Regions from separate parts of the Mus musculus genome. Here region 1 is linked to region 2. Evidence: chromatin loops called from intact Hi-C (ENCODE). Cell type or tissue: gastrocnemius. All regions are shown on one strand.

Evidence for each region. Peaks named below come from ENCODE experiments on the same cell type or tissue, not always from the same donor. Only the 100,000 strongest peaks of a DNase experiment are listed, where the experiment ranks them.
Region 1: a loop joins it to region 2, with 2.5 times the contacts of the local background. A loop is called at or near these places in 6 of 42 quality-filtered maps.

The regions. Positions count from the first base shown.
Region 1 is chr11:77,438,135-77,443,134 of GRCm38, reverse strand. It overlaps Ssh2 (slingshot protein phosphatase 2), which reads right to left. Exons shown (of 15, transcript NM_177710.4): 13 at 1,077-1,277. Among named protein-coding and RNA genes, the nearest start is that of Coro6, 23 kb to the left of the region's middle. In gastrocnemius, no CTCF peak of the experiment used is centred here; DNase peaks (open chromatin) are centred at 368 and 2,863; H3K4me3 peaks cover 1,359 bases; H3K27ac peaks cover 4,716 bases.
Region 2 is chr11:77,364,776-77,369,775 of GRCm38, reverse strand. The region is part of intron 2 of Ssh2 (slingshot protein phosphatase 2); the gene reads right to left. Among named protein-coding and RNA genes, the nearest start is that of Coro6, 97 kb to the left of the region's middle. In gastrocnemius, no CTCF peak of the experiment used is centred here; no DNase peak of the experiment used is centred here; H3K4me3 peaks cover 786 bases; H3K27ac peaks cover 5,000 bases.

The DNA.
Region 1 (5,000 bases), 73 kb before region 2:
GTTTTAATTTTACAGATGGGGGTCAAGTGGGGACTAGAAACACCAAGTAACTTCTGAAGGTTGCAGCATACGGGTGAACTAGGAACAGAAACCAGATCTAATGATGCAAATTCTGTGTTTTTTCCTGTCTGGAGTTTGCCCTCCCTTTATGAATCAGGCTCAGGAAGTCGGGATGGAACAGAAAAGGAAAGGAAAAGGAAAGAGGAAGTGTGATATTCTGGTTTATGCTGCCCTTCATATCCTCATTTAAATTTTTTTCCTGAGATTCCTTTAACATCTAAGAAAAACCACATATTGGGGGAGGTATACTGGGGAAGGGAAACCAACCCAACAGCTTGCAGTAGCCTGGGGCTCCAGAATAAATACTGAAGTTGGCAGGACACGTAGCGTCCTTCCTCTCAGGAGGTCACATGAGGACATTGCCTAACATCCGTTATGTGTGTGTCTGGGAACATGTAATATTTATGTTCTCCTCAAATGCTTAGGTACCTTTTCCTTGTGCCAAAAAGAACCCCCGTGCCCTATCCTCTGATTTAATGTGAAAGTATCATCAGAGTTGGTGCTAGAGACCTGGAACTTCTGTGAAACAGAGGATTGGGTATTTCCCAGCTTCTCAAGACAGAGGCTCAGATGAAATCATTCCAAATGCTGAGTAAATGGGAGGGAGGGCTGTTAGTGGAAACCATAATGCTATGCTGTGGTCACATTTTCACAATTCTTTGGGGCTGGAGGGTGGCCCCTCTGCGTGGATAGGCTGGAAGGCTATTTAACATTTTGTTCTGTGGAAACATAGCCCAGATTTGAGAGTCAAGATCAAGTCATGAGACTTGCTGGAGTCAAACCCTGGCACCAGCTGCAACTGCTTTTAGACAGCTGTGCTATTGCTCTAAAAACACAGCCTAGAACTGTTCACAGGGAAGCAAACCAAGTCTATCAAGCCAGAGGATTTCAGCCTGTGACAGCTCAAGAAGTTGATTCTCAAGTCATTTACCATATGATGCAAGAGTAGCTGAAGGAGATTTTTTAACTCTGAAAGGTAATGGAATGAGAGGCAAAGAAAGCCACTCACAACCCACCTGGCCAGCAAGATCCCTTGGTATTCTTCCAGTTGTCTCATGAAGCTGGGGTTAGGCTTGGTCACCGTTCGTCTTTCCTTCACATAGTCATAGGCTCGATCCAGATTCCATCCATACTCCTTCATTGCATAGGCAATCACAGTGGAGGCTGAGCGACTCACCCCCATTTTGCAGTGCACAAGACATTTAGATCCATGTTTCCTAGTTGGGAAAGTGAAGTGAAAAAGGACGCTGATAGTACAGTGTAAGAGCTGGGGTTCAGGTTCCTGTATTGCCCTCCCATTCCTTTTTTTTTTTTTTTTTTTTTTTTGCTATGCAATGTTCTCATCTTGGTACATCCATGTGCCTCTATGATCAAATATGAGGATTAAGTAGGCAGCTTTAACTGTACTCTTAAATAATATTTGTCTGTCTGTTTTTTGAGACAAGATTAATCTTAGTAGCCCTGGCTGTCCCGGAATGAACAAACCCTGTAGACCAGTCTGGCCTTGAACCCATACATTCACCTGCCTCTTCCTCCCCAGTGCTAGGATTAAAGGTGTGGCGCCACCACTGCTGAACTCTCTTTTTTTCACTTTTAATATTAAGCCTATTAATCCACTCAGTAAAGATTTATCAAGTATTTACCATATATAAGTTAATGTACTAGGTGCTAGACACAAACTTAAGTTAACACACAACTTCTATACTAAAGGGTAGGCGGGAATTAGAGAAACAGACAATTAAAATTCAATGTTGTAGCACACTGAACGTCCCAGTGTAGGGAGGAGCTCATTCCTGTGTGGTGGGGGCCGCGTCCCTCACAGCCCTCAGGCTCCGGAGTTAAGGTGTGGTAATGACTCATCATCTGATTTGTGCTAATAGAGTTATTTCTAGTTAAGTTCCCAGGAAGGGCTCTGTCCCGGGAGGAAAGCATAGATGAAGCATAGATGTTTTTTCTCTATTCTAGAGATCACTTTCCACACACTATCACAACCCCAGGGAACTAAGGAAAGCACGTGACGTATCACATGTCATTCTCAGTGTTCAGGTGAAATGAACGAGAGCTGCCTGTTTGTATTTTGCACGCTCTGAAGTGAACTCAGGGCTCCACACATACTCTGAGGGCCTGCACTATCACTGAGCTACACCCCAGTCCCTGTGGGCTTTTAATACAAGGGAAAACGACGCTACCACAAAGCAAACAAAATACCTCAGTCTCACTGGGTCAAAGCTAGTCATCATTCAGAACTGTTCAGTAATGTTCTAATTCTAACAATGTAGTGTTCCAGCACAAACTAACTCTTCAAGGATCAGCTAAATGCATGAATAAACTTACGGATCTGCTGATCACATCTCCAGCTGTTGAAGAGGGAATATTTTAAAAACTGGAGAAAAAGAACTGTTACTATTATGGATACTACTCATGGGCTCTAGAATCCTTTCCAGTAACTGTTCCAATAAATCAAAACACGGACATGTGAGCCAAAGCAGAGAAGCTGTTCATGTGCTCACTGGCTATACTGCTAGTTGACGCTTTGCGATTCTGCAGTCATGAGCTACAAGAATGACTGAGGAATTATCAGTGCAAATGAGCCCGAGGTGACTTGCCCAAACGAATGAGCAGATAAGCTACAGGAATGCAAAGTATGGAATGGACTAATTTTTCTGAATTTTAAGACCTGTATTGTTATTTGTGCACGTGTGGGTGGGCGGGCATCTGAGTGTGGTGGTACATGTATGATACACGTGTGGAGCTCAGAGGATGACTTGGAGGGGTCAGGCCTCTCAACTTCTACCAAGTGGGCTCCGGGATTAAACTCAGCCTTGGCAGCAAGCCATCTCGCTGGTCCTTACGACAGAGGTTTTTATTAGACTATTGTTAGGAAGCCGATGCACAGAAATTCAGAAAAAAAAATTAGACATGCGTTCTATGTTTTCCAAATGATCTCTAAAAACATCAAATTTTAGGCCTTTGCTTATAGGTATGGCAAGTGCTTCAACTTGGACAAGCCTAAATAAAATAGAATTTATTCCCTATGGAAGTACCTTTTCAACTTTTACTTTTTTCTTATCATTTTTTTTTTTTTTTTTTTTGGACAGGGTTTTTCTGTGTAGCCTCTGCTGTCCTGGAACTTGGTATGTAGACCAAGCTGGCCTTGAACTCAAAGGTCCACCTGCCTCTGACTCTGGAGTGCTGGGATTAAAGGTGTGCATTTCTTTGGCATTTTTCAATTGGGCTTTTTAACTATTCAGCTTCTAACTTGTTTAAGAAGGATCTCAAGTTAGTTTTCACTTATCCCACACATTTCAATTTCACCCCTTAGTCCCTGTATACAATTGTGTAGACTAAGCTTGCATTATAACATTAGGAGTAGGGTCCTGTAGAAGAGATATATAAAGAGGCACTTTGTCTCAGACTCTGGCCTGAACTTGGAAGCTCATGAACAACTGCCTCCATTGCCACCTTGGTGCTTATGGTGATTTTGGTTGACAACTGGACTACATCTGGAATGACCTAAAACCCCAAAATGGCTGGGCACACCTGTGAAGGAGTTTTGCTTAACTAAATCATCTGAAGAGGGAAGATTTACTTCTAATTATCTTTGAGGTGGGAAGACCCACCTCTAATCTGGGCCACTGCTGGCAGCCACTGGCATTAGAGCCTATTTCTTCAGGATTCCAGTGTATACTGAAGACCAGCTTTGGTATCCAGCCTCATGGATTGAACAACTACTGGGTTCTTGAATTTTTTGTTTATGTGCAGTCACTGTTGGGTTAGCTCAACTGCAGCCTGCAAGTTTGTAACCCTGACTAATACAGATTTTTGGTGCCCAAAGTGGTTCTAGAGGGGCTGGAGAGATGGCTCAGTGATTAAGAGTACTGACTGTTCTTCCAGAGGTCCTGAGTTCAATTCCCAGAAACTACATGGTGGCTCGCAAACCACCTTTGGGATCTGACAGCCTCTTTGGTGTGTCTGAAGACAGCCACAGTGTACTCATGTAAATTATATATATATATATATATATTAAAGTGGTACTAGAGCAACAGAAGTATAAGGATTAATCTTTTAAACAACTGGAATAGGCTTTCCAAATTGCCAGCATCTATAGTTGTCAAAGCCTCTCCTGTTCCTGAAGCCTCTCCTGGGACTTTGCAGAGTATGAAAGCCCATGGTGGGAACTATATTACAAAATCAAGGAGACAAATACATTCGATCATCAGGATTCACCATTTATGAGAGGCAATAGATTTGGTGCCTGTCCTGTCTATCAAGATTCTTAAGTAAAGTGTAGACTAATTTCTGAAGGAAGTTAAGAACAGGGGTTTCTCAGTTACTAAAGATGGTTTGAGTGCAGTCCCCTCGGAAGAGGGGTGTGGCAAGGAGCTCACTTATTCTTTCCAGTGAAGGTATGAATAACACTGGGAAAGGAAATCCTCAGAGCTTTGTCAATTAATTTGAAGATGACCTCAATGAAAGGCAAGAGAAAAATTTCACCATTTATATTATCTACAATAAAGTCAACAACTGTAAAGATTCTCAAAGCTACTTGAATGCCTTGTATTCAGAAAAGCCTGGTATTTCACCTGTTCACAATAATGCTTCCTACAAAACTTACAAATATCCCTAGTAGCATTTAAAGAATTTAATTCAGAGCCAGGCATGGTAGAGAAGGCATGCCTTTAATTTTAGCATAGGCAGTAGAAGGCAGATTCTACTGTAATCAGGCAGAAACAGGCAGATTCCTGTGAGTTCAAGGCCAGCCTGCTCAATGTAGGTTCCAGGCTATTTAGGATTACATAGGGAGACTTTGTCTCAACCTCCCCCTGCTCCTGCCCCTATTTCTCTCATCTTTATTTTCTTTTAGCTTCAGGATAATTCTATTTACTTTAATTTGCTGCTTAGTGGAAAATGAGGCTTTATGTGGTTATCTTCTTTCCCTT
Region 2 (5,000 bases):
CCAGACAGAAATGCTTTGATATGCACAAATTCCTTCTACTCATAAAAAATATTTTCTTTGTCCCTCTTGAGTCTCTTGACAGGCCCTTTGGTCTTGAACAAATACCAATGCTTTAAGCCTCTCACACAAGGATTTAAAAAAAAAGTCTATTTACATGGCTATTAACTCTTATGCTACCTGCCTTTGTCCTAACTTTTCTTAAAGTAATTTCCTCTCCCCACTAAGTTATACTTTGTTAAACCTCACATTTGAAATCAAACTTGCCTGTTTCTATCTGCCAGCTGACAAGCTCATCAATTCAGACAATCCACTGGCCTTACAAGTAATTCTTCCTCATGGCACTTTGTTATCACACATGTCTATATCATTTCCTGCCAGGTACCAGACTTCCAGCATCAAGGAAGAACAGCTGGGGAGAATGCTTTTACACAAAGGACTTTCCTCCTTCCTACTGACTTTAGCGGATATGACAGTATACTGATAGGCTTTAGTTAAATGAATGGTAGTTTAGCTAAGTTCTGTACTAGTGTGTTAATTGTGAGCTGACAACCAAGGGACAGTAAACGTGTCAACATGTAGGACCCTCAGGTAAACTGCCTAGAGTTAGGAATACCATAGGAAGATAGTTTTCAGGAAGTCAATATCTCCATCTCTAGAATGAGGGAGAACAAAGAATTGACATAAAACACAACCACAGGGTAGCCACAGAAAGAACGGTATGCCTAGAGAATAAGATCTGATCCAATTTATATCTAATTACAGAAAAGCTGCCAATATTATAAAGCTGAGAAAGTTTGCTTCCTGTTCCTCTTCTGTAAATGAGATTGTGACACTTAAGATGCTATGAGTGAAATAGGATGAAAAAATAAGGTGTCTGTTCCTTTCAGAACACAGCCATTTAAAAAGTAGCTCAGCACCGACAATCCAAAATATCTCTTTCTACAAGTGAGGCTTCCAGTTCTCAGATCCCATTTCTATTGACTTACAGGAAGCAGTACACAGGAGTTACTTAATTAGCCAATGTTGTTTTGTTTTTGTTTTTTAGAGAAACCTTACTGTGTTAATGTAGCCCAGGTTGGCCTTTAACTCAAGACCCACCTGCCTTGGCCTCTGCAGTGTGTTACAGGTGTGCATCACTAGGCTGGATTCAGGGCTTTCTAATGACAGTACATATGGCTATCAGATTCCTTTGAGTCAGTTTTGTTGTCTTAGACATTTTCTCTGAAAGATGATGAGTACTTCATTTACTTCAGGGAAACATGTAGAAGTAGACAGAAAAACAAAATAAAACAAAACAAAAACCAGAACCTGAGGTCATCAAGACTTCTCAGCAGGCAGAGGTACTCGCCTCCCCGCCGGATGACCTGAGTTGTATTCCCAGGACCTTATGGTAGAAGGTAAGAAGCGACTCGGGAAAGTTGTCCTCCAACTTCTACATGTCCACTGTGGCATGCACAGAAGCAATTTATAAAAAAATGTACTACAATCTCACAGTTTTCATGCCATTAGTAAAGTCTATAATATGGAGTGAGTTAGTGTAGAGCTCAGTTTCTTCATGTAACAGTATGAAAACACTCATCAAGTTTGAGTTCAGGAGATTATTACCGAGAATCTTAAAACTACTCTCTCAGGGAACGGCCAATCGATAACCAGCCCAACTTGAGAACCATGCCACGGGCAGGCGTCAGTCCTCAACACTACTAGTGACAGTCTGTTATGCTTGCAGACAGGAGCATGTTGTCCTCTGTGAGGCTCTACCTAGCAGCTGACTCAGACACATGCAGATACCCACAGCCAAATAAATAGTGGATGGAGCTTGGGAATTCTTACGGAAGAATAGGAGGAAGGATTGCAAGTCCGGAAGGGAATATGAGCACCATGGGAAGACCAACAGAGTCAACTAATTTGGACCCTTGGAGCTCTCAGAGTCTGAACCACCAATCAAAGAACATACAAGGGCTGGACCTAGGCCTCCCACTCCCATGTAGCAGATGTGCAGCTTGACCTTCATGTGGGTACTGAACAACTGGAACTGGAGCTATCCCAAAAGCTGCTGCCTGTATGTGGGATATGTCTATTAGCTGGGCTGCCTTGACTGGCCTCAGTGTGAGAGGAAGCACCAGGATGCGGGGATACTCACGGGAGTCCCCACCTGCTTAAGAGGAGAAGAGGAAGGAGGATGGCAGAAAGATTGTAGAAGGAGGTGGCCAGGAAGGGGGCAGTGAGTGAGATGTGAGTAAGTAAAAATAAATAAACAAAACAACAAAGAAAGTACACCCTCAGTCCAAGATGAGATCATTATATTTCTATGGCAATTAAATATGCAAAAAAAACCTGCTAAGCTTTTCAAAGCAAAAGAAGTGCAACTAGTAAAGAATCCTATAAAGGTCAAAATGGGTCAGGCTGCCCGACAAGCAAGATTGTTCAGAAGCTATATGGGACTCCATATTGTTTAAGACACCAAACGGTTAATGTGTTCACTGGCTTCACGCTTCCACTGGAAATTTTGCTGTAAATAGAATCCTTTTCTTCTCTGTTATCAATTAAATAACAATAGTAACAGGATAGGAAGGGGAATTTCTTTCATAGGAATAATCATTATAGAAAGGCTATGGAGGTAGTTTTATTCTCTAAAAAGAAAGTAAGGGGCTACAGAGATGGTTGAGCAGTTTAAGAGCACTGGCTGTTCTTCCAGAGGATCCAGGTTCAATTCCCCAAACCCATATGGTAGCTCACAACCATTTGTAACTTCAGTTCCAATGCCCTCTTCTGGTCTCCTTGGGCACCAGGCATGCACATGGTGCACAGACATATATGTGGACAAAACACTCATTCACATATAATGTAAAAAATATTATTCATTTAAAAAGAAAGTAAAAGAAAGCCATATAAGCTAAAACAAGGCATAGGGAAATCACCATCACTGGTTGTAATGTTGATTCATTTAGTCTCCTAGTAAAGTCAGTTTATTTCTGTGTCTGAGTTTTTTCTGTTAAATAGGCATGGTAGGTGATATCTACATGATATCTCACAAGCTTGGCGAGAAAACACACACACAAAAACAGTCTTCCTAGTAGACCATGGTTTTCTCCAAAGCGGATTGTAAAGTTCAAACCATCACTGTACAAGACCTAAGGTACATGAAAGCTTATGCTTTGTTTTTTGCATTTCAATAGCTGTTAATTTTTGGTTAATAAAGCAGAAACAATAAATCATGAGCTAGGTATATTTTCATATAGAAATAACTTTGGCTTGTTTTTCTTACTTTCATTAAAAAAAAAGGGTCTCTCTTTGATACCAAGACTAGCTTTGAATTGTGATCTATTTCAACTTCCCAAGTAGCTATAAATACAAGTGTATACCTCCATACCTGGCTTGCCTATATTCTTTTATAAGTAGGCTTTTATATTTTATTTTCATCTAGTACACAATTTTTTACCTTTTGAATCTTGTATTGTTAGAGTGTTTCTATTTCCTTAAATATAAATGTAACACTAGTGAGGAAGACCAGTGAAGGTCATTCTACTGTCTCCTATAGTACTAGTAGCCAAGTCCACCTTACTATATTTAGACAAGATATGCTCACCCTATTAAAGATAGAAGGCGACTCAGTCCTACGCTTAGCTCACAGCAGTAGGTTGGTAACTTCGTCATGGGAAAAGACACCAAAAGCAAAACTATCAACTTAGCATTCCTTGACAGCCACCAGAACAACTAATGCTCAATTTTATTCCATCCTGAACGGTGGTATAATCTCTAGCACAGAGCTAAAGATCTCTACCATACATAAATCTGGCACAGTCATGCCTAAAGCAATGCTATGAATACCTTGCATGCAACTCACTTGCCAGGACTGCCTGCCACACCTCAGGCAGAGACAAAGAGCTGCCCAGGTTAACAGGGTAAAATGTTCAGCAGTTTTGTCTCCTCGGAACTAGAATAAACAGGTTTTCAACTTGGGAGTCACCAACTTGAAAACTAAACACCAGGAACTAACAGTGGAGAGTTATCTGGTAGTGCTTTTTTTTTTTTTTCCCTTCGAGACAGGGTTTCTCTGTATAGCCCTGGCTGTCCTGAAACTCACTCTGTAGACCCGGCTGGCCTCGAACTCAGAAATCTGCCTGCCTCTGCCTCCCGAGTGCTGGGATTAAAGGCGTGCGCCGCCACCACTGGGTCCGGTAGATAGTCTTCTGGTTGACAGCTTCCTCCATCATGTATCCCACAAAGAGTCAAGTGAGGGCAAAGCTCATTCTTTACCTATTCTGTCCTAAGTCTAATGTGCTTATAGAACTTAGATTTTTATCATTGACTCATTGACTGATTTTGTTCTTTAATGGCTAGGGAAAAATCTTATATTCCTTTTCATTCTTTCCTTTCCTTTTGAGGTAGGGTTTCACTATATAGCTCAGAAGAGAAACATTAAGAAAAAAGAAAGAAAAGAAAAGCCAGCCACGGTGGTACACACACGTGAGCTAGCCATGTGGGAAGCTGGTACAAGAGGATCTCTATCTAATTCAAGCTACTTCGGAGTTCAAGGTCAGCCTGTACCTAAAAGCTAATATGGTACCAATGAGATGGCTCAGTAGATTAAAATTACTGGCAATCCGAGTTTAAATCCTGGAACCCACAAAGAAGTGAATGAAGAAAGCCAACTCCACAAACTGTTCCCTGACTTTTACACTGGTACTGCAGCATGTGTGTCTGCCCTTCCCTCACAGTAGTAAACTAAACAAAAAATAGAAAGATAAAACAGGGGTTTGAGTACACTTAGGGATAAATAACAGAGCTCTCATTAATTCTATGTATTTAAAATCAGGCCATTTTCATGGGTTTATGCAGTCATATAAGGTCTGGTGGTTTATGCAGTCATATAAGGTCTGGTGGTGTAGATAGTTCACACTTGGTTTAATCCTCTAGTGTTATCTTTAAATTCTGAGTGATTTATGAACAAGGGGTCCTATGTAGTTAATTTGCAGAAGGTCCCACAATTATGTAGCTGT